Regions from separate parts of the Homo sapiens genome. Here all the other regions are linked to region 1. Evidence: chromatin loops called from intact Hi-C (ENCODE). Cell type or tissue: Caco-2. All regions are shown on one strand.

Evidence for each region. A loop is a pair of places that touch in the nucleus more often than their neighbours do. Peaks named below come from ENCODE experiments on the same cell type or tissue, not always from the same donor. Only the 100,000 strongest peaks of a DNase experiment are listed, where the experiment ranks them.
Region 2: a loop joins it to region 1, with 6 times the contacts of the local background. A loop is called at or near these places in 8 of 110 quality-filtered maps.
Region 3: it touches region 1 in a loop (6-fold over the local background); 8 of 110 quality-filtered maps call a loop at or near these places.
Region 4: it touches region 1 in a loop (13-fold over the local background); 5 of 110 quality-filtered maps call a loop at or near these places.
Region 5: it touches region 1 in a loop (4-fold over the local background); 8 of 110 quality-filtered maps call a loop at or near these places.
Region 6: a loop joins it to region 1, with 16 times the contacts of the local background. A loop is called at or near these places in 6 of 110 quality-filtered maps.
Region 7: it touches region 1 in a loop (23-fold over the local background); 5 of 110 quality-filtered maps call a loop at or near these places.

What each region holds. Positions count from the first base shown.
Region 1 is chr1:119,473,587-119,477,586 of GRCh38, forward strand. It overlaps LOC124904388 (a long non-coding RNA gene), which reads right to left and starts at 2,939. Exons shown (of 2, transcript XR_007066503.1): 1 at 2,371-2,939; 2 at 875-1,340. It also overlaps the pseudogene HSD3BP1. In Caco-2, a CTCF peak has its summit at 2,423; a DNase peak (open chromatin) is centred at 2,445.
Region 2 is chr1:119,661,770-119,665,769 of GRCh38, forward strand. The region is part of intron 1 of LOC124904390 (a long non-coding RNA gene); the gene reads left to right. Among named protein-coding and RNA genes, the nearest start is that of ZNF697, 16 kb to the left of the region's middle. RefSeq lists an enhancer at 679-728. In Caco-2, CTCF peaks have their summits at 1,573 and 1,830; no DNase peak of the experiment used is centred here.
Region 3 is chr1:119,673,262-119,677,261 of GRCh38, forward strand. No RefSeq gene overlaps it. Among named protein-coding and RNA genes, the nearest start is that of ZNF697, 27 kb to the left of the region's middle. RefSeq lists an enhancer at 2,365-2,866. In Caco-2, a CTCF peak has its summit at 2,441 (motif pointing left); DNase peaks (open chromatin) are centred at 2,230 and 2,500; H3K4me3 peaks cover 273 bases.
Region 4 is chr1:119,610,264-119,614,263 of GRCh38, forward strand. No RefSeq gene overlaps it. Among named protein-coding and RNA genes, the nearest start is that of LINC00622, 13 kb to the left of the region's middle. In Caco-2, CTCF peaks have their summits at 1,515 (motif pointing right) and 3,659 (motif pointing right); DNase peaks (open chromatin) are centred at 1,558 and 3,688.
Region 5 is chr1:119,547,437-119,551,436 of GRCh38, forward strand. No RefSeq gene overlaps it. Among named protein-coding and RNA genes, the nearest start is that of HSD3B1, 42 kb to the left of the region's middle. RefSeq lists an enhancer at 2,250-2,544. In Caco-2, no CTCF peak of the experiment used is centred here; a DNase peak (open chromatin) is centred at 2,395.
Region 6 is chr1:119,370,601-119,374,600 of GRCh38, forward strand. All of the region lies in intron 1 of HAO2 (hydroxyacid oxidase 2), which reads left to right. Among named protein-coding and RNA genes, the nearest start is that of HAO2-IT1, 3.7 kb to the left of the region's middle. In Caco-2, a CTCF peak has its summit at 2,085; a DNase peak (open chromatin) is centred at 2,111.
Region 7 is chr1:119,284,763-119,288,762 of GRCh38, forward strand. No RefSeq gene overlaps it. Among named protein-coding and RNA genes, the nearest start is that of LINC01780, 41 kb to the right of the region's middle. In Caco-2, CTCF peaks have their summits at 2,027 (motif pointing right) and 2,228; a DNase peak (open chromatin) is centred at 2,049.

The DNA of each region.
Region 1 (4,000 bases):
CTTCCTGCTCAGGTCAATTTATACCTATTGACCTCCCTTCAACTGCCACACAGTGACATTGTCCAACAGCATGGTCACCTTCTCTTACAAGAAGGCTCAGCGAGATCTGGCGTATAAGCCAATTTACAGCTGGGAGGAAGCCCAGCAGAAAACCATGGAGTGGGTTGGTTCCCTTGTGGACTGGAACAAGGAGACCCTAAAGTCCAAGACTCAGTGATTTAAGGATGACAGAGATGTGCATGTGGGTATTGTTAGGCGATGTCATCAAGCTCCATCCTCCTGGCTTCATACAGAAGGTGACAAGGGCACAAGCCCAGATCCTGTTGCCTCCCTTTCACACAATAGCCAACTTATTATCTTCCTGTGCCATCAAAACCTGTGCAGTCAGTGGCCTAACCAAAAGCTTTCTGTCCTAATCACATGCCAGAGGACACACAAGGTGATTTGCTGTTACCAAATCTCGTGGCCTGATTCTGAACAATTTGGGATCTCTTTTAACTTGAGGGTCTCTTTCGACTACTATAGCTCCATTTCCCCTCTTAAATGAGAAGGGATTTCTTTTCTTTTAAATCTCCTATTTCTTCACAGAGTTCAATGAAAAGAGTAATAAATGATTTAATGCTTAAAGTGGAGAAAAGTGTGGTTACTGTTAATACATACTTTTCTCCTTTCTTTTACATTTCCAGGTATCACCATCTCTCATTTAGAAGAGTAGGCTGAAACAGGGGTTAGGAGGTGGGCAGAGTAGTGGGAGGGTCAGGGAGGGCGGATGAAGACTGAATGAATAAGCTCTACTATGTTTCACACATGTACAACATAACCTACATATGACATATATTATCTCATTTAATACTCATCAGAAATCTATGAGGTAGAGTGACAATTTCCATTTTATTAGCAAGGAAACTTGTGCACAGTCACACTGATTAGTGACTAGGCCTGCTATGAGGGAGTTGGCCTTGAAAGTCCTTATCTTTCCACCCAATTACACAGCCTGAACTGGTCTTGTCCGTGGTACAGCAGAGCACTGAAGCATGGGGTGCCGATTTATGGGAGAGCCCCGGCTACCTTGGATTACCTCCTTCTTGCCCAGTCCCTTGCAGGGGACTCTCTAGAATCCAGGAGAATCCTCGAGGAGTATCTGGAAGGGTTTGCATGCCTTAGCAAATGGCCCTGAGCAGGGCAGAGAGAAGCAAAAATGCATCCAGCCTCCACCTTCAGTGCCAATTTCCTTGAAGGTCTGTAGAACACACCTGGCTATATGTGTGTTGATCATTCTGGTTATTCATAACCCTGCATTTCACCCTTCCAATCACCCAATGAAGCCACATCATGGGTTCCTGGGCAAGTAAAGAAAACAAGTGTGAACTTTCCCCAAAATATACCTTCTATTCAGCCTCAAAGTAGAAGTCTACTATCCCATATCCCCAGATTTAATGGTCTCTCTCTCCTTTCTCTTTTTCATTTTAAATTACATCTGTTCTTCCTTCATTCTTCCATCTCCTTAGCCACTTTCTTCTCTCTATCTCCCCTTTAATCACTGGTCCTCTCATTTGTCTCAATTTCCATGAAGAGATGAGGCCAATCAATATAAGTTTGGGGACTTCAATGATGACATAGTTATTAAGCAACCAACAAAAACACAGTCAAAAGAAACACTGTCAGGGGCATCAGGGACAGAATTGAGCGGAAGCAGGTGAGGAGGTTGCTGTGGGTCAACAGTGTGGGGAGGGGAAGCTATCTCCTCTGGACCTGGATGTATCACAGCATGATTAGAGTAATACACAACATCAAGATGACTTCTTTCTTACAGAGGAAATTTACAGATCATTAATCAGTTGAATTTGATTACCACAAAGGAATTAGTTTCAGTGTTCATCCTGTAGAGTAAAGGAAACCATATTCTGGCCCAGATGAACAGGTTTCCACCATCGTCAAAACCACAAGGGACAGATGATCAGCACTAGCATCAGGGGGTGTGGCCCCAGGCAGTGGGGTAACGTGGAAAATGGAACACCCATCCTTCCCCGGCCACTGCACAAAATGCAAGAGCCAGCATCTGTCCAGCTCTTGAAAGGCATGCACACCATCCGTATGTTAATGTCAAATAGAATGGGAAGAAAAGGAGAGTGGTGGAATCTGAGGAAAGAGCCCTTCCCCCTGGTTTTTCAGCCTTGCGAAACCCCACGCCTATAAAACCACCAGGGCACTTTTCACAGGGAAGGTAAAGAAAAGGACATATTTTCAACGGGCAGCAAGGGTTGCTTAAAGAAAGAGACGAGGGAATCGGATGGGCCAGGATTCTCAACTGAACAAGCAATAAGGCCTTGTTGTGTTGTGGCCAACAAAATGTGCCATCACTTCTTATACCTGAGGGTGTGAGGCTGGCGGAGCTCCTGCACCAAACTCTGCTGCACCTCACGAGACTCACCACACAGCGGCAGCAAAGTCTCAGAGGGAAGAACAAGGAAGGAAACCTGACCCAGCACGGACTTTTAGGTGTCTTTTCTCCACCGGGGTGGCTCTGCAGGGTACCTGGCAAAGGAATGAATGAAAACACAGGCAAGTGCTCAGCCACCAGCTTAAGGGTTTAGGTATATGTGAGTACAGAGAATGGAGCTGAGCTGAAGTCACTGGGAAAAGCCACAGGAGCCAGTGGGGCTTGAAGGAGGCCTTGGATTCCTGGTTCCAAGGCAGGGGGCACAGTTTGGGCAGTGGTGAAGAGGAGGATGAGGGACATGAGGATGCCCACCCGCCTTCTGGGAAACGTGTACAGAGGGCAGATGAGGAGCTCAGGTGCAAGACTCAGCCATGGACCCGACAGGCAGGCTCCCAGGCCAGGGATGGAGTGGGGAGCCCACAGTGGCCTAGAGAGATCTTGCAGAAAAGTGGCCAAAGTCCAACTCTTATGTGAAATCTTTTCATTTCTAAATATTAGTGACTAACCCTAAATTTGAAAAAGCAGTGTGAAGACCAGCTCCAGGGGAGGGATATGTGGGCTAGTGTTCAAACTGTATGTGTAACATTTTGTATCTTAAAAAGTGGGTGGCGAGGTGTCAGCAGCAAATCTGTTCATTCTTGGTGATAAGTCCCAAATATACATTATTATATAATATTCTCAGTTTTTCTGTATGTTTAACACAGGTCATGATTTTTTAAAAAAATTAAATTCTGTGAGGGAAAAATATGCAAATTAACAAAACACATTCAAAGGTTGACCCCAGGCTTAAGGCCTCCGATTTTCCACTTCTGCTCCTGGTCTAGCGGTCCAGTGGGGGAGATAAAATACGAGACATGTTAGATGCTGTGCACAGTAAATGTGCGGTGTCATAAGAGAGGATAGTGCTTCTGGAGGATCCATTCCCCTGGGCATTCATGGGGTTCTTGCATTTGGACTGGATATCAAAAGATGGGTAGGATTTCAACAGACAGGAATGTGAGTGAAAGTATTCCAGGCAGAGGCAATGCAGTCTGCAAAGACCCAGGTGGGAAAAGGGGTCACTTTTAGGCAACAATGAAACCAGACCAGAGAGCACAAGGCCAGGGGAGAAGTGGAAGATGCACCTGGAAAAAAATGATGGGCACAGACCATGATCACTCATGATCACCCCTGGAGACACCCTGCCTCCTTCCTTCAGTTGCCTTCAGAGTAGGAATTCTGTGACCCCTCTTAAAGACCACTTGACATTCAATTACTTCACATATAATATGCCTCATCTTCTCTCAAAAATTGGACTCCAAGGAAAAAGAATGTCTCCTCTAGCTGTAAATATTGATGGTGATACTAAAAGATGGGACATCATTCACTATGCAATGGGAATTGTTCAGCTGTCCCTGGAAGATTATGATGGCAGTATTTCGTAGGATGGACTGAAAGAGATGCTGAGGATACTTCAAGAATCTAGGTAAGAAATGAAGGCCTGATTTATATGTTGGTAACAAAATGGAAGACAGGGGCAACCGAGGTAGGCCTGAGGCAGAATGGCCACTAGTTTAGACA
Region 2 (4,000 bases), 190 kb after region 1:
AAATCACTTTGCTGTCCTAGGAAAGGCACTGTTAGCTCACATGGCTGAAAGGAAAGCTAATGCTACATTTTTTTTTTTTACCCTGCAGGTTAAAGAGTTAAAAATAGAGGTGAGATGCTTATTTCCTTACACTTTTTCCTGCATTTTTCTTCATTTCATCACGCATTATACCCCACATCCAGGTGCTGGTCTTGTGCTTTCGGTTACATGTTGAGTTGTGTGGAAGGGCAAGCCAGGTTTATTTCAATGGAAGAGTGTTCATTCATCAAATTGACCTACCATTATACAACACCAATGCAGATGACACACTCTACCAGGGTGTGGAGAGGAGTGTGCACAGTCCTCACACTCAGGAAATTTACAGCCTCCTTTGGAAGATAAGACATGCCTGTAAAAAGATAATCGAAGGCAGCATATGATCAGCACTAAACCACCAGGAAGAATAACTGCTCTTCATGTCAGAAGAGGGAGAGAGAGCACTTCTCAGCGGGTGGTCAAGGTAGGATTCCTGGAAGAAGGCCGGTTCTGAAAACTGAGAGAGCTGTTTATTTTTGGGTAGTGGAATCATGAAATGAATCACAGAGAGAGGAAGTGAAAGGTGTGTTTGGGAACAGCAACAGCACCAGGTTGACTTTAGCTAGGCCCACTAGGGGAGGAGTAGGAGATGGGGCAGGAAAGTCAAGCTGAAATTGGATTGTGCAGATCCTTGAAAACAATGCACAGCAGTTTGAATTCATTAAAATAAATAAGATTCAACGTAAAACACCAGGCCTACATAGGCACTTAATAAACTGGGGAGGTTTGTGTGCAACAATAGCAGAAAGAGTGAGAGCTTTGGAAATAAGGTCAGCCTGAGTCAAATTCTAGCTCTGCCATTTATTAGCAGTGTGACTTTGGGCTACTTAATTTCTCTGAGTTTCAGTTTATTCATCCCTAAAATGTAAATACTTCCCATCTCACACAGCTATAGAGCAGGGATCAGCAAACCTTTTCTGTAATGAGCCAGATTGTAAAGATTTTAGTCTATGGACCATGCAGTCTCTGCCATTGTATGGTGAAAGCACATTGACAATACGTCAACAAAAATTAGCAAGCCTGTGTTCCAATAAGACTTTATTTACAAAAAGTCAGCTAGCTGAATTTGATCTTTGGGCCACAGTTTACCAATCTCTGTTACAGAAGATTAAATTAAACATCTATAAAACACCTAGCACAAAATAGATTTTCCATAAGCATTCCAACCTTTGACAATTTCTTTTGTCCCCTCATGAAGTGGCTTCTATCTCCATTCCCACACTCTGTTGTAGTTGAGACTTATGCATGTATTATCACTTGTTTGTCTGTGGTGCGGCCATAATATTGCCCCATAAAAATGGATTTCAAAACTGACAGAGTTTTTGAGGTTCTTAAGAGGATTATTTGCTAAAGGCATACAGAAAAAGGACCTTTGCTAGTCATAATCTTAAGTGAGAACCATGTCCAATTTCTGGGCTGAGGGGATATGAGGCAACGTGCTCTGTTCCATCCCTTCACTTAAGGCTATAAGAAAAAAGCACTGAACTCCACACACTGAATTTGGAATGAAAGGGAGCCCCCTCATGGAGGTTTACGAAACACAGTTGAATTCTGTTTCACTACTCCAACTAGGATTAACCAAGATGAATTTAACTTGTGAGCAGTTGGAAAGAGTTAACTTACTCTTTCCAAGCCTCTCATGCTACCTCTCTCTCTCTCTCTCTCTTTTTTTTTTTTTTTTTTTTTTTTTTTTTTGGAGACAGGGTCTCATTCTGTCCTCCAGGATGAAGTGCAATGGCATGATCATGGCTCACTGCAGCCTTGAACTCCTGGGCTCAATTGATCCTCCTGCCTCAGCCTCCTGAGTAGCTGGGACTACAGGTGTGCACCACTATGCCTAGATAAATTTTTATTTTTAGTAGAGACGAAGTCTCGCTGTGTTGCCCAGGCTGGTCTCCAACTCCTGACCTCAAGCATCCTTCCATCTTGGCCTCCCAAAGTGTTAGGATTATAGGCATGAGCCACCATGCCTGGTTGTGTTACCTCATTTGGTCAACAACTGCATTGTGAGATAATTTTGCTCCTGAGGAAATTGAAAAAGAAGTAGTTACAAATTGGGCCAAGTCTGCACTTCATAAGTCAAAGCAATTTAGAGAGAGCAGGCTAGGTGTTGGAGGTGGGACACAGTGGAGAAGGCTTACCAGGGCCAATAGTGGGATGCTTTGCCAGGCCCCACAATTTTATGTAGGACCTGTTGTCAACACCATATCACGCTGAAATACAGTAAGATATCATCAGCCTTTCTCACTGAAGCCTCTCCCACTGCAAAAGAGTTGTAACTGAGCTTGCTAAGCTCTAGGCACAGCAGCCCTCCAGCTGGTAAGCCAAGCTAGCCAACAGGATGACCTTCATGGCTCTTTACCAACAACATCGTCCTTTAGAGTCACAGGACACTCATTTGCAACTGGCTCTTCTTCATCCCCTCTCCCCCCGCCAATAAATCACCTCCTTAGTTGCTGAATGAGGCTTGTTGGCTGTGGGACCACATCCCTGGGCTCTGCATTGCAGCAAGTATACACAGTCACCCAGGAGCCCTCTGTCATCGCCTGCGAATACTAGAAGCATGAGAATAAGAAGTAAGCCCGACCATGTTGAGGAAGGGGAAACTAGCTTTTGTTCCACAGAGTGAAACCTCAATAAATTGGCCATCTGATTCCTCCTTGAACTGTATAAATAATAGAATTTGTAAGGTAAATTAAGAGCACCAAGACTGTAGTAGGAAGTATTCTATTAGCTTAAGAAAACAGACAGATCTGAAGCAAACCCAAGTACAACTCCTAAGGAGTCTTGTTCCTTAAAGCAGTAGTTCTCAAACTCAGCCTCTACTTATTCTGTAAACCATAATTTTTTTAACTGAATTTGAATCAAATAATGGCATTTCTCCAGGGAAAAAAAAGTTAATGGGAAAATTTTCTCAGTTCTATCTATAATTGTTTACCATTTACTTATACTAAATCTAGTGTGAGCACTAATATATTCTTTTAGTGAACATTTAACATAGCAGTATTTTATCAAATTTTTATTTTGTTTTATTTTTGGTGAAGAGCACTTTCACCTCAGCCTATTTTTCACCTGAACATGTTTAAGGACCATTAAGATCAACACTACTCACAGAGTGTTATCTAAGAACAACGGGCTAGCTAGTATTTCATTATTCTTCTGCTTTAATGACAAAACAAATTTCCAACTTGAATGCAATTTTACTGGATCAATCTCTTATTTACTTCACTCTGCAGCCCATTAGAATGAGAATTTTCTCTCCTTGGTTGACACCCATTCTAAAGAATTGGGCTCTCTCCTTGATGGATCTCCAGGATATTCAGTGTCCAGTTGCCTCCCTCTGTTGCTGATCTCTGATAATCCTTATCATAGGGCTGACTTCCCTGTGAGCCTTGTCTTTATGTAAGGACCTAACTGGAAAGCCAGAAGACAAGAACTGGCTAGAAATGTTAGATGTGTTGGCTAAATATGTTGACCAGGAAGAATTAGGTTTGCCACATTTAGGTTAGAATCTTCAACTGATTGTGGGTCCAAGTTCATTTTTTTTTTTTTTTCTAATTCTCAGTTTCTTAATTTGCTTGTCCAGGCCTTACCAATAGACTTGCATGTGGACATGAGCAACACTGTTCCTGAAGGTCCTGTGTGTGCTCTGGGCACATAAGCCTCCTAACTGCCATGGAGATTTGGGAAAAATGAAGTAGATGTCCAGCTGTCTCTGGTGGGGCCCATTCTGGGACCCAGAAACCAGATTAGTAGGGTGACCAATCATCCTGATTTGCTTGGGACTGAGGGGCTCGTGGGACTTTGAGTTCCAAAACTGGTAAAGTCCTGGATACAAGAGGCTCAGGTGATGTATTTGCTGGTTAGAAAGGACTAGAGCCTTGTCTGTAATTGAGGTTCAGAGGTCTACTGAGCTATCTAAAGA
Region 3 (4,000 bases), 200 kb after region 1:
TAAAAAAAAGTTGTACAAAAACTTAAAGGTGTACGTTCAGGAAGGATGTCATAGCGGTGCCATTTGCGTGAGTCAGTAGCCAACAGTCACCCTATGCCTTGAGATTTAAATGAAGTTCACCTGGGAATCCTAACCCTGTCAGATGTACATTGCCCTCCCTGTGATTTCTGTGAGTTATGGCAGTTTTATTTTCTCACAGTTCTTTCTATCTTGCTCAGAGCTCTGGTTCTGTCTCAAGCCCACTTGCATCTCACCTCTTTTAGCCTGTCTTGTCTTTTTGACTTGAACCAATGTACATGTGAAATTCAATACCCTTTCCTTACCTATCTTTTCAAGATAAAACAAGACAAAGCAGAACAACAAAAACACCTCCCAAGCCATCTGAATGTGGATTTTTTACAACCACACAAACTGACTCATTCAAAAATTAATATTAGACTTTCTCATACATAAAGGCCCTTTGTCCTCTTGTCCTCTTTCCCATGAAGAATTTCTCACTGGCCACATTTCTCCATGGGCTCTGGTATCCTGCTTGTCACTTGACCTTCTCTCTCCACCTCAAGCATTTCCTGACATTTTATCAGTTCTGTGTTTTCAGGATTTGCTTTCCCATGGACTATTTAGAGACAGTCAAAATACCCAAGGGGAATAAAATCAAGCTTTTAAAGAATTAAAATAAGTTTTATTCACAGTCCTTACTGAGGACTATAGACTGAGGCCCATAGCCCAGGAGGAGTCTTTCAGAGAGGTCTGTCGGACTCCTCTAAAGCAGTGTTTCAGCCCATTGGTAGGTAGGTGGTGGAGGTTAAGTATATGCAAAATCACATCTATGTTTGGGTGCAAGAGTACATTTGATTACAGTTTACTAAAGCACATTTGGTTATAGGTAGTAGAAGCATAGTGACTAAGCCCATGAGATGTTATCGTGTGTAAGAAAAGGCAAGGGCTAGCTAGGGTCAATTAACTTTTAAGAAATATAGTGACTCAGACAAGAGGCATGGGGGATGTGCTCTATCCTGTTTTGTCAAAGTATCTTTCTGGAGAGCTGCAGGCCTCACAATCAGGGGCTTTGTAAAATTACCCTGGCAAGCAGAAACAGGCAAACACCGCTCCTTCCGTTTGTTTGCTACTTTGTCTCTCGGTATGCAGAACAATTCTGCTTTCTAACCCTCTCCATTCCTGGACCTTCTTTGCATGTCTAAAGCTTTGATAACATCTAGACTACTGGAGGGACCATTAATTTGGCCTCAAGCTTTAACAGTACAGAAAATGGGTGGAGGTTTCCACATTTCAGACTTCCTTTTCTCTTTTACCCACCAAGATTTACAAGTAAAAGGAAGCAATATGGATACTTGTTTTCCCTCTGCTATGAAATATGCCTTTCTTCTTCCCTTACAAGTGGCTACAGACAGTTTGGGTTTTAAATATTTTTTTTCACCAAGCTACATTTGTAAAAGTAAGAAAATTAAAAATGATCCAAATGATCATCCATAGAAGATACCAGGTTAAATAAATCATGATACAATAGACTGAAGGATGTAATCGGTCCAGATGTTCTGAAATGGAAAGATGACCAAAATCTATTGTTAAGATACAACAACAACAACAAAAATGTAAGTTGAAAAGCCAGTTGCCCGAACGTATGTGTAATATGAAACCATTTGGCAATGTCTGGATGCATTATTGGTTGTCACAACTAGGCGGTGGTGGTGGTGGTGGTGAGGCTACTACTGGCCTCTAGTGGGCAGAGGCCAGGGTTGCTGCTTATCATTCTACAATCCACAGGGCAGCTTTCCAAAGAATTTGCTGGCCGCAAATACCAACAGGTCTGAGATTAAGAAACCCTGTTCTAGATGAATATACACCAAACTTTCAACAGTGGATATCTCCAAGAGTTGAATTATAGAGGAATTATACTTTTTCTAAATTTTTAATCTATTCGCATTTCTTGTAACGAGCTTATTATATTCAGAAAAAAATGTGAAAAGCTATAAACAGTTGGAAGAGCTTGCACATAAAAAAATAAATATTTCTAATCAAATTACACAGAAGATGAGCAGATAGGGAGAGAGCAGTGCCACAGAATCTAGGACAGGAGAGACCTCCCTTCCCAAGGACACCCAGTTGGGAGGGAACTCAGGTAAGAATCAGCCCTTCATTCAAATGGAGGAATTTCCTCCCGAGAGCACATCTCACCAATAGCCAGTTCTTTCCTAGTCTCACGGGGCGGTGCTCTGTCTTCGGAGATTACGGGTGGTCGAAGGGGAGGGAGGCCGGGTGTGGAAGCTTGTGTTCCTCCCTGTCTGAACATGATACCCAGAATCCAGGGGTTTGGAGAATGTAACTGTTAGGTGCTTAATAGAACATAAAAGTACACGTGAAATAGAAGTCATAGTGCTATTTATTCTTCCACGGGGCAAATTTCCCTTTTTAATTTTTCTCTAGTTGTTTTGTTACACTGGAATCTCTTGAGCGCCATCTGGTGGACAGATTTCCATCACCCAATCAGATGGTCAGCCTTCCCCACAAACATTTTAGTCACACTATGCCTCTGTCCGGCAGGATCATGTCTTGTCTTCAATGCCCCAGCACTTTGTGCAGTTGACACATTATAGGTAACCAGAGTCTGTTTGTTGAAGTAGTAAACATTGGTCCATTAGAAGCTGGGAGTGAATATTGAAGTCAGGTATGAATTGGCATTGGGAAGAAGGAGCTGAAAAGCAGGAATAAGCTGTCCTGATTGTGAAGGGTGAGTGCAATGCCGGACTGAGAAATAAAACTAACTCCAGGCCAAAGAGCGTTGGAGATTCCCAACAGGCTCCCCAAGGACACACAGGGAGCCCAGTAGAATTTTCCTGGAGCCTACTGAATTTCTGCTAGGAGTGGACTCGGCCCTCTGCCCAAATGAGGTGCCATGAGGTACACAAAGGCTCTAATATGTAATTTGACACTTCCCTGGGTAAAACAGAAAGTACACTGGCCAGACCCCAAAGTAAACTTACGTACTTCCTCTTTACCCCTTTTTTTCTGCTTTAAAAAATCTCAGCGATTCTTTCCTGCCTTTCTTTTTTTTTTTTTTTTTGAGACGGGGTCTCGCTCTGTCACTCAGGCTGCAGTGCAGTGATGCGATCTCGGCTCACTGCAAGCTCCACCTCCCGAGTTCACACCATTCTCCTGCCTCAGCCTCCCGAGTAGCTGGGACTACAGGCGCCCGCCACCACGCCCGGCTAATTTTTTATATTTTTAGTAGAGACGGGGTTTCACTGTGTTAGCTAGGATGGTCTTGATCTCCTGACCTTGTGATCCGCCCGCCTCGGCCTCCCAGAGTGCTGGGATTACAGGCGTGAGCCACTGCGCCCGGCCTCTTTCCTGTCTTTCAGCTCTGCTCCTCTCAATTCCCCAATAACACAATCCCTAGTCTCCTAAGAGTGGGCCCCAGGATAGTCTGCAAACTCATCACCTTCTAAGGGGGACTGCTGTCACTGAGTGGTCCCAAGTGGGCACTAGAGGCCAGTGTTGCAATGTTTTCAGTCTTTTCAAAAGAAATAGAAATCTTTATTATCTTGTGAAATCCCTTAGTTTGGAGCCAATATTGGCTCCAATTACTTTTGAAACACTCCATGGGCCAAAAAGCACTTGTGTTTATGGCCAACAATTAGTAACCCATCAAAGAGGCTCTCTGGACTGAGTGTAGTGGCTAATGCCTGTAATCCCAGCACCTTGGGAGGCCAAAGTAGGAGGATCACTTGAGCCCAGGACTTGGAGACCAGCCTGAGCAACATAGCAAGACCCCGTCTCTACAAAATTTAAAAAATTAGCTGAGTGTAGTGGCGTGGGTCTGCGGTCCCAGCTACTTGGGAGGCTGAAGTGAGAGGATTGCTTAACCCAGAAGGTTGGGGCTTCAATGAGCCATATTCTTGGCACTGCACTCCAGTGTAAGTGATAGAATGAGACTCTGTCTCAAGAATAAAAAAATTAAAAAATTAAAAAAAGAAGATTT
Region 4 (4,000 bases), 140 kb after region 1:
ACAGTCACACTAACTGATTAATGGCTAGGCCTTCTAAAAGGCAGTTGACCTTGAAAGTCCTTATCTTTCCACGGAATCACACAGCCTGAACTGGTCTTGTCAGTGGTACAGCAGAACACTGGAGCATGGGGTGCTGATACTTTGGAGGGCCCCAGCTTTTTTGGGTTACCTCTTTCTTGCCCAGTCGCACGCAGGGGATTCTCTAGAACCCAGGAGAATCCCTGAGGGGCATCTGAAAGAGATTGCACGCCTTTCCTAATGGCCCCGAGCAGGGCTGAAAGAAACAAAAACGCATTCAGCCTCTACCAGCTTCGGTGCCAATTTCCTAGAAGGTCTCTAGAACACTCCTGGCTATATGTGTGTTGGCCATTCTGATCATACATAACCCTGCATTTCACCCTTTCAAATCACACAATGAGCCACACCATGGGTTCCTGGGCAAGTAAAGAAAACAAGTGTGAACTTCTCCCAAAATATACCTTCTACTCAGCCCAAAATTAGAAGTCTATTATCCCACATCCCCAGATTTAACTGCCTCTCTCTCTCCTTTCTCCTCTTCTTTAAATCACATACTTTCTTCCTTTATTCTTCCATATCCTTAGGCTCTTTCTTCCCTCCATCTCCTCTTTAATCACTGGTTCTCTCATTCTTCTCAATTTCCCTGAAGAGAGGAGGCCAATCAAGACAAGTTTGGGGACTTCAGTGATGACACAGTCATTAACCAATCAATGAAAACACACTCAAAAGAAACACTGTCAGGGGCGTCAGGGACAGAGTTGAACTGAAGCAGGTGAGGAGGTTGCTATGGGTCCAGAGTGTGGAGATGGAAGCTGTCTCCCTCTGGACCTTTGTGTATCACAGCCATGATGAGAGTCACATCCAACATCAAAATGACTTCTTTCTTACACAGGAAATTTACAGATCATTAATCAGTTGAATTTGATTACCACAATGGAGTTAGTTTCAGTGTTCATTCTGAAGAGAAAAGGGAACCACATTCTGGCCCAGATGAACAGGTTTCCACCACCTTCAAAACCCCAAGGAACAGATGATCAGCACTAGCATCAGGGGCGAGTGGCTCCAGGCAGTGGGGTAAGGTGAAAAATGCAACACCCCTCCTTCCCCAGCCACCGCACAAAATGCAAGAGCCAGCATCTCTCCAGCTCTTGTAAGGCGTGCGCACGATCCATATGTTAATGCCAAGTACCACGGGAATCAACGGAGGGTGGTGGAATCAGGGACAAGAGCCCTTCCCCTGGTTTTTCAGCCTAGTGAAACCCTACACTTAGGAAACCACCAGGGCAATTTTCACAGGGAAATGAAGGAAAATGACAGATCTCCGACGGGCAGCGAGGGGAGTTCAAAGAAAGAGACGAGGGGGCCGGATGAGTCAACAGTCTCAACTGAACAAGCACAAACGCCTCGCAGTGTTGTGGCCAACAAAATTTGCCATCCCTTCTTACACCTGAGAGTGCCAAGCAGGTAAAGCTCCTGCACCAAGCCCCGCTGCACCTCACGTGGTGCACCACACGGGGGCAGCAAAGGCTAAGAGGGAAGAACAAGGAAGCCTGACCTGGCCGGGATTTTTGGGTCCTTTTTCTCCACCTGGGTGGCTCTGCAGGGTACCTGACAAAGGATTGAATAAAAGCACAGGCAAATGCTCAACCACCGGCTTAAGGGCTAGGTGTATATGAGTACTGAGAATGGAGCTGAGCCGAAGTCACTGGGAAAAGCCACAGGAGCCAGTGGGGCTTGAATGAGGCCTTGAATTCCTCAGTCCAGGCAGTGGGCACAGACCGAGCAGTGGTGCAGAGGAGGATGGAGGGGCATGAGGAGGCCCCTCGCCTTCTGGAAAGCATGTACAGAGGGCAGATGAGAGAGCTCGGGTGCCAGACTAAGCCACAGACTAGACAGGCAGGTTCCAAGGGCCAGGATGGGCCAGAGCCTGTGATGGACTGGTGAGAACCGGCAGGAAAGTGACCATTATGATGTGAAATCCCGTGATTTCTAAATATTAGTGACTAACTCTAAATTTGAAAAAGCAGTGTGAAGATCTGCTCCAGGAGAGGGATGTGTGGGCTAGTGTTCCAACTGTATGTGCAATAATTTATATCTTAAAAAGTGGGTGGCGAGGTGTCAGCAGCAAATCTATTCATTCTTGGCGATAAGTCCCAAATATACATTATTATATCATACTCTCAGCTTTCCTGTATGTTTAACATAGGTTATAATTTTTTAATAAATTAAATTTGGTGGGGAACAAATATGCAAACTAAGAAAACACACTCACAGCCTGGCCCCAGGATTAAGGCCTCCGATTTTCCACTTCTGCTCCCAGTCTAGTGGTCCAGTGCGGGAGATAAAATAGGAGACGTGTTAGGTGCAGTGCACAGTAAATGTGAAGAGTGCCATAAGAAAGGAAAATGCTTCCGGGAGATCCATTCCCATAGGGGATTCATGGAGTCCTTGCATTTGGGCTAAATATCAGAAGATGGGTAGGATTTCAACAGACAGGAATGTGAGGGAAAGTATTCCAGGTGGAGACAATGGAGTCTGCAAAGACCCAGGTGGGAAAGGGGTCACTTTTAGGGAACAATGAGACCAGACCAGAGAGCACCACGCCAAGGCAGAAATGGAAGATACACCTGGAAAGACATGATGGGCACACACAGGATCACCCGGGGCCACCCCTGGAGACGACCTGCCTGCTTCCTTCACTGACCTCAGAGTAGGAGTTCTGTGTCCCCATTAAAGACGACTTGGGCTGGGCACAGTGGTTCACGCCTGTAATCCCAGCACCTTGGGAGGCTGAGGCAGATGGATCACCTGAGGTCAGGGGTTCGAGACCAGCCTGGCCAACATGGCGAAAGCCCGTCTCTACTAAAAATACAAAAAATTAGCCAGGCAAGGTGTTGGCGCCTGTAATCCCAGCTACTTGGGAGTCTGAGGCAGGAGAATTGCTTGAATCCAGGAGGCTGAGGTTTCAGTGAGCCAAGACTGCACTATTGTACTCCAGCCTGGGTAACAGAGTGAGACTCTGTCTCAAAAAAAAAAAAAAAAAAAAAAAAAAAGACAACTTGACATTCAATTACTCCACACATACAACATGCCTCATGTTCTCTCAAAAATTGGAATCTATGGGAAAAGAATGTCTCCTCTAGCTATGAATATTGATGGTGATGCTAAAAGCTGGGACATCATTCACTCTGCAATGGGAATTGTTCAGCTGTCCCTGGAAGATTACCTTGGCAGCACGTTGTAGGATGGACTGAAAGAGATGAAGAGGATACTTGAAGAATCTAGGTAAGAAACGAAGGCCTGATTTATGGGTTGGTAACAAAACAGAATACAGGGGCAACTGCGGCAGGCCTGAGATAGAATGGCCGCTAGTTTAGACAGGACTGGGTATTGGCACAGAATTCCCAAGCACACACTTTCTCAAGCCAGAAACCTGGATGGCAGCCCCCCACTCCGCCCACCTATCATTCAGCGCTACCAACTTTACCTCCACAACACCTCTTGAATGTGTCATCTTCCTCCCTGGTAACATCATTCCTACTCGTACCCCCAACAGGCCTCCTTGTCTTGGAGAGTCACCCATGAAACCTATCCTCAGCAGTGTTGCCAGAGTTCTCTCCAAACTAGTCTCACCATGTCACGCCCTTTCTTAAAACCAACCACGAGGGGGAGCCCCAGGACTGTCAGGGTGAGCCTGTGAGCCTTAGCATAACAGAGGGCCTCTGAAGACCTGAGCCCTGCCTGACACTCCAGACTAATTCTCATCAATCCCTGCCCTATCCCCAGATTCTCCTACTTTGTGCCTCAACAACTTTCCAAACTCAGCGCTTCCTGCATGCAGCATGCTTTTACATCTACCCAGGCCAGTGCACTGCGTTCCTTCGGCTTAGAGGGTGCCAAGCTCTCCTGCCAGTGCATCCTTCCCAGCTCCTTATTCACCATCCAAAGCATCTCTTTTTACAGCCTCCATGCTTTGTGCATA
Region 5 (4,000 bases), 74 kb after region 1:
CTTACACAGAAAATTTACAGATGATTAACCTCAAAGCACCAAGGGACAGGTGATCAGCACCAGCATCAGGGTGGAATGGCCCTAGGCAGTGGGGTAAAGTGAAAAATGGAACACCCCTCTTGCCCCATCCACTGAACAAAATGCAAGAGCCAGCACCTCTCCAGCTCTTGTAAGGCATGCCCACCATCCATATGTTTATGACAAATAGCATGGGAAGGATAGGAGGGTGGTGGAATCTGGGACAAGAGCCTTTCCCCCTGGTTTTTCAGCCTAGTGAAACCCCACTCCTATTGACCAATGAGGGCAATGTTCACAGAGAAGTGATGGGAAAGATTATACCTCCAATGGGCAGTGAGGGGTGATCACAGAAAGAGAGGAAGAAATTGGATGGGCCAGCAGTCTCAACTGGACAAGCACAAAGGCCTCGGAGTGTTGTGGCCAACAAAATGTGCCATCCCTTCTTACAACTGTGGGTGCCAGGCAGGCAGAGCTCCTGCACCAAGCAAGCCTCGCTGAACCTCACGCCATGCACCACACGGAGGCAGCAAGTCTCGGAGGGAAGAGCAAGGAAGCCTGACCCAGTGGGGATTTTTGGGTCCCTTTCCTCCATCTAGGTGGCTCTGCAGGGTACCTGGCAAGGGAATGAATGAAAACACAGGTAAGTTCTCAGCCACCGGCTTAAGGGCTAGGTGTATATGAATACAGACAATGGAGCTGAGCTGGTCACTGGGAAAAGCCACAGGAACCAGCGGGACTTAAATGAGGCCTTGAATTCCTGGGTCCAGACAGGGGGCACAGCATGGGCAGTGGTGCAGAGGAAGACGAGGGGCATAAGGAGGCCTCCCGTCTGCTGGGAAGCATGTATGGAGGGCAGATGAGGAGCTCAGGTACTTGACAAAAGTTTCCACCACCTGAGAGCCAGGCTCTGAGGGCCAGGATGGGGCTGGGAACCCGTGATGGCCTGCTGAGAACTGGCAGGAAAGTAGCCAGAGGCCAACTTTTATGTGAAATCTCTTGATTTCTAAATATTAGCAACTAACTCTAAATTTTAAAAAACAGCTCAAAGACCTGCTCCAAGAGAGGAATGCGTGGGCTAGTATTCAAAATGTATGTGTAATATTTTATTTCTTAAAAAGTAGGTGGTGAGATGTCAGCAGCAAATCTGTTCATTCTTGGTGAAAAGTCCCAAATATACATTATTATATCGTATTGTCACCTTTTCTGTATATTTAACATAGGTTATAATTTTTTAATAAATTAAATTTGGTGGGGAAAAAACATGCAAACTAACAAAACACATTCACAGGCTGGACCCAGGATTAAGAGCTCTGATTTTCCATTTCTGCTCCCAATCTAGTGGTCCAGTGGGGGAGATAAAATACAAGACATGTTAGGTGCTGTGCATAGTAAATATGCAGAGTGCCATAGAAAGGAAAATGCTTCTGAAGGATCCATTCCCACAGGGGACTCATGGGGTCCTTGCATTTTGGCTGGATATCAAAAGATGGGTAGGATTTCAACAGACAGGAATGTGAGTGAAATTATTCCAGGCAGAGGCAATGCAGTCTGCAAAGACCCAGGTGAGAAAGGGGTCCATTTTAAGCAGCAATGAGACCAGACCAGAAAGCCCAAGGCCAGGGGAGACATGGAAGATACACCTGAAAAAAATGATGGGCACAGGCAGGATCACCTGGGGTCATCCCTGGAGACACCGTGCCTGCTTCCTTCATTGCCCTCAGAGTAGGAATTCTGTGCCCCACACCCCCTTAAAGAAGACTTGACATTCAATTACTTCACATATAACATGGCTCATCTTCTCTCAAAAATTGGACTCTACAGGAAACGAATGTCTCCTTTAGCAATGAATATTGATGGTGATGCTAAAAGCTGGGACATCATTCACTCTGCAATGGGCATTGTTCAGCTGTCCCTGGAAGATTACCTTGGCAGCATGTTGTAGGATGGACTGAAAGAGATGAAGAGGATACTTGAAGAATTTAGGTAAGAAATGAAGGCCTGATTTATGTGTTGGTAACAAAACAGACTACAGGGGCAACTGCGGCAGGCCTGAGACAGAATGGCCGCTAGTTTAGACAGGACTGGGTGTGGGCACAGAATTCCCAAGCACACACTTTCTCAAGCCAGAAACCTGGATGGCAGCCCCCCACTCCGCCCACCTATCATTCAGTGCTACGAACTTTACCTCCACAACACCTCTTGAATATGTCGTCTTCCTCCCTGGTAACATCATTCCTACTCGTACCCCCAACAGGCCTCCTTGTCTTGGAGAATCACCCATGAAACCTATCCTCAGCAGTGTTGCCAGAGTTCTCTCCAAACTAGTCTCACCATGTCACTCCCTTCCTTAAAACCAACCAATAGGGGGAGCCCCAGGACTGTCAGGACGAGCCTGAGAGCCTTAGCAGAACATAGAGGGCCTCTGAAGCCCTGGGCCCTGCCTGACACTCCAGACTAATTCTCACCAATCCCTGCCCTGTCCCCAGATTCTCCTACTTTGTGCCTCAACAATTTTCCAAACTCAGCGCTTCCTGCATGCAGCATGCTTTTATATCCACCCAGGCCGGTGCATGGTGTTCCTTCCGCTTAAAGGGTGCCCAGCTCTCCTGCCAGCACATCCTTCCCAGCTCCTTATTTACTATCCAATATGTCTCATTTTACAGCCTCTGTGTCTTGTGCATATCGAGTTGCACTCTCACTGATTTTTCATTTATATATCCTGTTCCGCACCCCTACACTGCCGTGTCTTGAGGACAGTAACTCACCATGTCATCTCTCTGTCCCCAGTGACTGACACAAAATAGACACATGGGCTGATGGAGGGATGGATGGATGGAAGGATGAAACACAAGTAAACTCATCTGTTAGAATGGAGAGAGGAAGGGATAGACAGTCAGGGAGCAGAATGCTTTGAATGACAAAGTAAGAAAGAATTCACAGATGACTTTTCAAGGTGTCCATGAACCTGAAGAAGCTAGATCATCATAAAGAGATCCAGGAGAAAGAGAAGGCGCACGGAGTGTATGGAGCTGAGAATGAACTCATTTGTGTGATATGAAGAGTGAGTGGGGTTGTGAGAGGCCTACAAGCAGGGAAATGGAAAGGCTGATGAAAGTGAAGCCCAGCTGCCAAGGTTATAAAGGGACTGGGAATTAAATCCAAAACCTGAAATGGCACAAGGCCCAGAGCATTTTTATACTATAAGAAAAAGAAAATTTGTTTTAAAAATTAAATTCAGAAGAGAATCTCACACTCTTAGGCAACTCAAGTGAGGATCACTCAACATCTCTGGCTACATGTTCTTCTTGAGACATCAAGAGACTCTGGTGGCAATTTGGAGGGATTTTTTTTCCTTTTTTTTTTTTTTTTTTTAATCATGGACCAAGATGCCACCCAAGTCTAATGAGCAGGGAATGGAGTCGGTGATCTGAGGCATGAAATAGGTTCATTATGAGGAAGTGAAGGGGGAAGGCTAGATGAACAGAAGAAAGTGGCTTGGCCACTCTGTCCCCAAAAGCAGGGGGCACTGGGGTCAGTTGCAGACTCCAAAACAGTCAGTAATCTGTTCTGGAAACCTGAAGCTCCCTATTGAACAGCGGACTCTTTCCTCAAGAAATGGAAGAACCAGCACTAGCAAAGTCAGCCATTCTTCCTAAACAGATACTGGTGACAGAGGTGTGGGCATGAGGTGGGCTGTGGGACTATTGTCATCCTAGCATGAACCCTGGCCACTGAGGTAGGAATACCCTTCTCATGAGCCCAGACCTAACTCCTTCCTGCATCAGCTGGAGTCTGTCAAATCCCTGGTGTAGCCCTGAGCAGAGCAGTTCCATGGGCACATGGCCTGTGCCATCACCCAGGCCCTGTGCTTGGCTTAAGGGGCTGCCATGGGACCCCACATTTCATTTTGCACTGATCCCTGTAAAATATGCAGGCAGTCTTGATTATGAGAACTTCTTTCAGCAGCAGGCAAAACACCTGT
Region 6 (4,000 bases), 100 kb before region 1:
CGTGGTGAGCCAGTAGTAGAGCTGAGATTTCAGCCTATGTTTGCCAAGTGCCAAAGCTTATAATATAGTCTGTCTTCTCTACTCCACTGACTCCCTCAGTCATTAGTTCCTTGGGCACAGTTGATCGGTGGAAAGCAATGGCCTTCAGAAACACAGTCTGGGTAGTTGCCGTAGACAGAGAAGCCAGGAGGAAGGCAAAGAGAGAAAAAACTGCACTCCATAGCTGGGCTCTTCCATCCCCAACTGCTCTGCCTTTTCTCCTCTCTCTCCTGCTACAACCCAGTGATTGCCACTGTGAGATATAGGTACACCTGCAAGACCTGAAGTCACTAGTGGACAGAGTAGACGTCAGAGCCTGTTTTGGAGCTTTGTGTGAATTCTGATGTCTGTTTTGCACATTCTATCCTTGTTGAGCAGATGAAGAGGCAGGTGCAGTGATCTCACAGTGTCACATAGAACTCCTTTCCCAATGGCCTGGATTTTGTGGGAATTGACCAAGCTCATTTTATGCAACTCTCTGACCATTCAGAACAGAGACTTAAATGTCTCCCCCATACCAGTAACACTCCATACTGGCTCAAAGACATTGGAAACAAGTCAGAAGGATTCCAGGTCAGGCTTTGCCATTTCTGTTGCATTAGCTTGGATACTCACGTGAATTATCCGAGCTTTAATGTTTTTATCTATAACATGGGGCTCATACATACACTCTCTGATTGCCCACTGGATTGTTGTAAGCACCAAATGGAATAACGTATAGAAGAGTGCTCTGTAGACTGTTAAGACAGATTTAAACATAAGAAGTTATTTTTTAGTGATTGGCTGAATAATTAAGATTTTTTTTAACTTTCTGATTGAGTTATGATTTTTTGAGGGAAGAAAGCAAAGTTGCATATGTCCATGACATTTTAATCCTCTAAGGTCCGTGCCAACTCTGTCATTCCATAAACCACACTTGGCTGTGCCCATTTTCTTCTTTCTATAGTGCTTAAGAGCCAGGCCACTGGAATCGTGACACATTACTAGATATGTAATATTGAACAAAGTATTTTAACCTCTTGAACTTCAGGTTTCTCACCCGTGAAATGGGGATGATAATATTTGTGTTGAACATTTCCACAAGGATTAAAACAGTCATGCATGTAAAGCAATTTACACAGTGCATGGTACATCATGGAGTACTTGAAAAATGGTTGCAATATTATTGTCGTTATTATTATTCATATTAAGGAACCATCATGCTGCCTCCAGGGCTCTTTGCATAATCAAATTATTCCACTGTTTGAAAGAATAAGAAAGTCCTTATCTTTCAAAACACTATATAAACATTTGGATCAATGTCTCCCAGTATGCCCTAAACTATGTTCAACGCTCTATGGACAGCACACAGTTTACAATATGGCTGGGTTCCAAAACTCTACTTGGAGGGCATTTGTTTGAAACTCAGAACAGATTTTCCCACAAAAGAATGCTATTAAAATAGCGGTTGGATTCCCAGGTGACTGAAAATACCCACTTGATACACAAAATAGCAGAAGATCTGGCATATTTGCAATGCAAATTACTGTAAAGCAATGTTATTGTATTGCTGGTCATTAACCAAAACTGAAAACTAAGAAAACTGTGTAATAAATCATTTTTAAAAATTTCTTGTATATGCAACTGATGAAGAAAAGTAGGCTTAATTAGAGGAAGAGATAATTCAGTGGAAATGTAAGTAAGAAATGTTAAGATGCCTTTGAGGGTATTTTCAAAGGTTTTTGAAGTTCTTTGCTAGGTCTAATGCGACTTCAAAATTGTTTCACTTTGTTCTTCTTGACATAAGGGACTACATAGCACAATTATTTTTGGTTTGCAAATGAAAAAGGAAATGAGATGGGAGAGATTAGGAAAAGAGAAGAAGGCGTGAGAAAGATTTCCCTGAGAAAGGCACTCAATAGTTTGGAGAAATCGAGAAAGGAGGAAGAGGCACATCTGTGTAGTAAAACGGATTTCAATTACCTGGTCTGAGAACAGGAAAAACAGCTGGTGTGACAGGCCGTACCTCTTGTAAAAGGGAATAGTGACAAGACTGGTCAAGTAGTTATCCACTGAAACCATAAGGTGGTGCCACGGGACCAGAAAAGTTCTTGAAAAGAAAGACCTCCAGGCTGGGGAGGAGGAGCAAAGGCAGGCTTGAGCACCCAGCTGTTTGTTGTTGGCAAATATGTCTAAATATTGTGCTGGTTCCCTGTTCTATACTTTATTGCCATGAAGTAAATGCTGAACTAGAATGTTCATATGACCTCATCTAAACAGCTCCCTGTGTTTATGGGCAAAGAAAGCACAGAATATGAGTACTTGAAGGACCTCAGCTCAGCTTTTAATTTCAGGTGGCTTCAAATCTATCATGGATTAAGCTGAAATACACAAAAATGTATATTTTCTCAAATGAGGAAACTGAGACTTGGAGCGAAGACATGTAGCCTGCCACTGTTCAAATAAGTGTTAGTAGCTATCTCTCTTGAAGCAGCCTGCCTCTCAGGCTGCCACACACACCACTCCACTGACTGGATGAAGCAAAAGTTTATTCCGTATTCCAACTTCAAGTGGAGCTCCTTTTACTGGCATGGCTAAGCAGGGTCAGAAGGAGTAGAGGTGAAGGTGGAATGATAAAATCTAGTGTAGATGAGTTGAGTCTCTAGAAATCTTGGGTCTGTGCTGAGAAGCTAATTCTCATGTAAGGAGAAGCTAATTCTAAGTTATATTGCCAGGCTATCCAGAAGCAATTTCAAGAGTCATATCGTATTTCAGAAAGAACCCTAAATGCAGAGACAGAAGACCTGAGTTCATTTATTAGCTGTGCTGCCAAACTTGTGCACATCTCTCTGTCTCTCTAGGGTCCTTCTTGGCTCCATCAAGCAAGTTATTCTCATAGTCTTCCAATCCTCAATAGGCAGGATGTGTGGGAGGCAGGACAATGGTAGGTAATTGCCTAATTAGGTCACAATAACTTCAGAGTGAGCATGTCCTTAACATAAACATGCCCCACCACGGCAAATCTCAAAAACTCTTTCAATCCGTGACACACAAAGCTCCTAGAGTAAAGCAAAGATATGAGTCACTCCCTATCATGACTAAAGAAGCCACTCTGAAGAACTCAAGCATCATACTCCTCATGGTAGAACATGCTTACAGGTTGAGAAGGGAATTTTCATTAGTAGAAACAAAAAAAGGCTAATGAGAGTGGTTGAGGAGTGGCAGCCTAAAAAGGAGAGATTATTATATAAATCAGAATAAAACAAACAAAAAAAGGGCCATTATGGTTCAGAAGGCTCCTGCATCCTTGATTCACAATGTGTGAGAGCTCAGGGAAGAAGCCAGAGCTGATTCTGGGCTGACAGGCACCAGGAATTAATCCTTGCCAGATCTGAACTGGACTGGCTTCTTTTCCCCTCACTCCCATACAAATGCCATCCTTGATTCCTCAGATCACTGCAATGTTAGAAACACTCAGTTCCCTTTTTACTCTGAGGGCTGACCTGCTGTTCCTGGGCATCCAAATTCTTCCCCCTGCCCTCTCTTCCCCATGCTGGGGGCTCATCTGCCTCAGTCACAGGAGCATTTTCCAGTGCCATTGATTCATGTCTTCCCTGAACCCAACACTGCCATCTGCACATGGCTCTCCTAGTCTCCATCAGCTCTGGGACCCTTCTCCTCTCCCATCACCTCTTTCATTCTCAGGGTCTCCTCTAGCTTCAGCCTCTCCCCTGACAGTGCTGTTGTTGACAATGCCATGGTGATGGCTATACCCTTTGTATCCACTATCCTTGAGGGGAAGACTGATTACAGCATTTTCAGCCAACTTTGAACAGTCTAATCTCTCAAACTAGGCCCGTAAAATGTAGCCTTGATATTATCTGACATTCCATTGGGAAACTTGGCATAAGTTCCTAAAGAACTAGGCCAGAGGTTCTGGAAGGACACCATCCTATAGCACCAAGCAAGTGTACCTTAAAGT
Region 7 (4,000 bases), 190 kb before region 1:
TGACTTTTAAGATGTATCTAATATCTAATCTCATATGATCATAGTGCAGAAATAAAATCTTCCAAGGAGTTATGTTGATTATGAGAAAGTGCTTCTGTGTGTTCTCCTCAAACTATGTGTTCTTAGTCTCCCCAGAGAACCATGAAATCTGCTTATTTCTTATGTAGTCAAAGAATTATCATGAAATTCTCCTCACTGGGCAGGAATTTTGTGCTCCATACCTTCTTTCAGTTACAATTCACAGTTAACATACAATAAATAAATAAATAAATAACTGAAATACACATTTTCACTACACCATTCATTGTAATAATTGTCATCACCTTCTATAGACTTCTTTGCCTGTGATTAATGACAAGTTGAGGTGCTGATTTGGACACTAGCATAGGAAATCTGGGTGACATTTGGCTAAATGTACTTGGATTAGGAGCCTCCTGAGTAGTGAGACCAAAACCCAAAGATAATTGTTAATAGTTTATTATTAAATATAAAAGCATTACATTATTGGTGTTCAATCACTGAAATCTTCCCTATAAACTTTATAAAATTAATCAGGGAAGAAGGGAGGGAGATAAACAAAAATAAACAAGCTTGCAGCACATTCCGCATTACTCATGAGGGAAGCCTGCTCTCGGACCTGCTTCCTTACAGTTGTTTGGTGCCTACTGTGCTAGAATCAGGTAGACCCTAGATTATAGTTCTCCTGAACTGTTCTATAGATAATGACTTGAATATTATGAAACATTACATTTTCCAGTTGAGATATTCCTTCAGTTTCTGTGTACTGATGAAACTACTGACTCAGCTGGTCTGAAGGATCCCAAGAGGAGCTGACTCACCAAACAAGGCAGTTTCCACATCCTAATGTTTTCATCCCTGCTTGCCCCAACCAATCAACAGCCTCAAGTTTCCAGCCCCTCACCCTCCATAATCCCCTTAAAACCCTAGCCAAGGACTCCTCATGGAGATGGATTTCAGAGTCTCCTTCCACCTCCTTGTGCAGTGCCCTGAGATCGTTAAACTCTTTTTCTACTGCAAATCCTGCTGTCTCAGCGTATTTAATCTGTTACTGCACAGGGGGCATATGAAACTGTTGGTCCTATAACATCAACAGTAAAGCAACTATAGAGTACTGACCTAGAACACTTACTTCCTTTTTCCTATTATCCCTTTATATCTTACATGATTATATTCTAAGAATACCCTCTATTATTGAGGAATAAAACCATACACAGGCATATTGGACACACCTGGCTCAACATTTCTTAAACTGTTTACTCTAATAAAAATGTTATCAAGATGGAAAAGATTTTAGTTCAATTTATTCTGAAGTGGAGCAGAAAAACATGGTAACCATGTTACCATCCCTGACAGCTCAGCTTTTTTTTTTTTTAAGATGGAGTCTGGCTCTGTCTCCCAGGCTGCAGTGCAGTGTGATCTTGGCTCAAAGCAATCTCTGTCTCCCAGATTCAAGCGATTCTTCTGCCTCAGCCTCCTGAGTAGCTGGGACTACAGGTGCATGCCACTGCACCTGGCTATTTTTTGTATTTTTAGTAGAGATGGAGGTTTCACCATGTTGGCCAGGCTGGTCTTGAACTCCTGACCTCAAGTGATCCACCCGCCTCGGCCTCCCAAAGCACTTGGATTGCAGGCCTGAGACACCGCGCCTGGCCTACAGCTCAGCCTTTCTTACTTCACACCCTGCAATGACTCCCAAAACACCTCTCTGGAACACTTTGGTCTCCATAAGGCATAGTTTGAGGAGCAGTAAGTAGAAAAAATGACCTCTAAAGTTTTTTCCTTGCTAATACCATGTGGGTTAATACGGACCTGGAGGACAAACCTCTTAGAGGTGCAAAGTGGAGTGGTACTATCACCAACTCCAGTCAACTAGTTCTTAATCAACAGAGCAAGACTGGGGAGAAGGATCCAGTCAAGGAGTATGGAAACCTATTCCAGCAACAGGAGGTCCCCCGACCCTCCACTACAGCCCCACCCCTGAACCCACGGTGTGCAAAACACCTAGTCAAACCACTAGGTGGAGCCAAAATCTTTGAAAAAGATGCGTGCTGAGTTGTCTGGAAGCATGTGTAACCTTCGCATGAGAACTGGGTTCCTTGATAGGTTAAAAAGGAAAAAAAAAGGAGAGAGCATTCTGTAATGTCATGAGTCTATATTGGTTTCCGCCTGCCCAGAGATTACTTCTCAATTTTATCTAAGCCCTTTGTAAAATTTTGAAGTAAAAGGCCTCAGTATTTAAGTTACTGATTGGGTCCTACCGCCATCTCTAGATTTCTTGTAGTGTCCGGTTCAGATGCTGGTTTAATAGAAACATCACTCCACAGGCAGAATGTGTGTAAGCAGACCTGGAGATGAGCAAATCCAACTATCTCAAAGTGACCATCTAACCTCAGCTGAAGCACCTCTAGGTATATGGAGTCACCAGCACTCGAAGCAACCCATTTCCTTTTCTGCCACATATGTTTATCACACAATTCTTGCTTTCTATCAAGCCAAAATTTGTTTCCCTGTATCTTCCACTTTTTGTTTCTGGGTCTAATCTCTATATTGTAGGGAATTAGTCTAGTCATCTTAATAACAGTCCTTCAAGCATTCAAACAGCCACCATTGCTCCTGGGTGTCTTCGGTTTTCTAAACCAAAATCTCTTCCTTATTTATTGGTTGTTCCCTTAAACAGACTATAATTCTGTTTTTATTGTGACACTAGAATCATCTTCATAGCAACAACTGATATAACATATCAAGGCATTTTTGTCTTGCTAAACAGCAGCAGAGGCAGTAAACACAGTGTCATCTTAATAATAGTTTAGTAGCTTTAGGTGACTGGAATGCAAGAGACATAGAGGAACCTTGAAAAATCAAGGCAGAGAGTATGGGAAATGGAGCTGGGAAAGGCAAATCAGGCCAGGATAGGAAAGGTCACATATTTCTCCTTTGCATTTATCTGTCATCCACCCATCTTTCCTTTTATTCTACCAACAAATATATATTGAGCAATTGGCACCATAATAAGCCCTGGGAAGAAAATAGTGAGCAAAACAGACATAGTTCTTGACTTTAGGCAACATGCATTCTAGTAGAGAAAAAATAGACATTAATCAATAAAATCATATGAGTATATATTTATAAATGGCAGCAAGTTCTAGGAAGTAAAAGTGTAGGCATCTATGAAGGAATGTAATGGGGGGCTGATCAAGTTGGGCATGGAATGTTCAGGGAAGGCCTTCCTGGAGGAAGGACCATTTCAGCTGAGATGTAAAGGAAAAGAAGTTAGTTATTAGGCAAAGAGGAGGTGGACAGGGTCAGATGGAGGAAAGCATTCCAGACGGAACAGCATGTACAAAGATCCTAAGGTAGAGAAACTAAAGCAGTGCCAAGATACCCTGAGGATGAAGATGAGGGTAGAAGTGGTGAGAAATGAAGTTAGACAGGGGCACGGTTAGGGGACATTGAAGGTCAAGCTAAGCAGTTTAATCTTTATTTCATGAACAGCTAGAAGCCATTAAGGGAGTATTATCATGTCCAGAGATGGTGGCTTACCCTGTAATCCCAGCACTTTGTGAGACAGAGGTGGGAAGATCACTTGAGGCCAAGAGTTTGAGTCCAGCCTGAGCAACATAGACTCTATCTCTACAAAAATAAACATTTTTCAAAAGAAATATATTTTTTAAAAGCCCAGGCACAGTGACTCACACCTGTAATCACAGCACTTTGGGAGGCTGAGGCAGGAAGATCCCTTGAGTCCAAAAGTTCAAGACCAGACTGGCAACATAATGAGACCCTGTCTCTACAAAAAATTTAAAAATTAGCCAGGTGCAGTGGTGTGCACCTCTAGTCCCAGCTATTTGGGAAGCTGAGGCAGGAGAATCCCTTGATTCCAGGAGTTTGAGGTTACAGTGAGCTATAATCATGCCATGGCACTCTAGCCTGGGTGACAGAGATAGACCCTGTCTCTTAAAAAAATAAATAAATAAAGTAT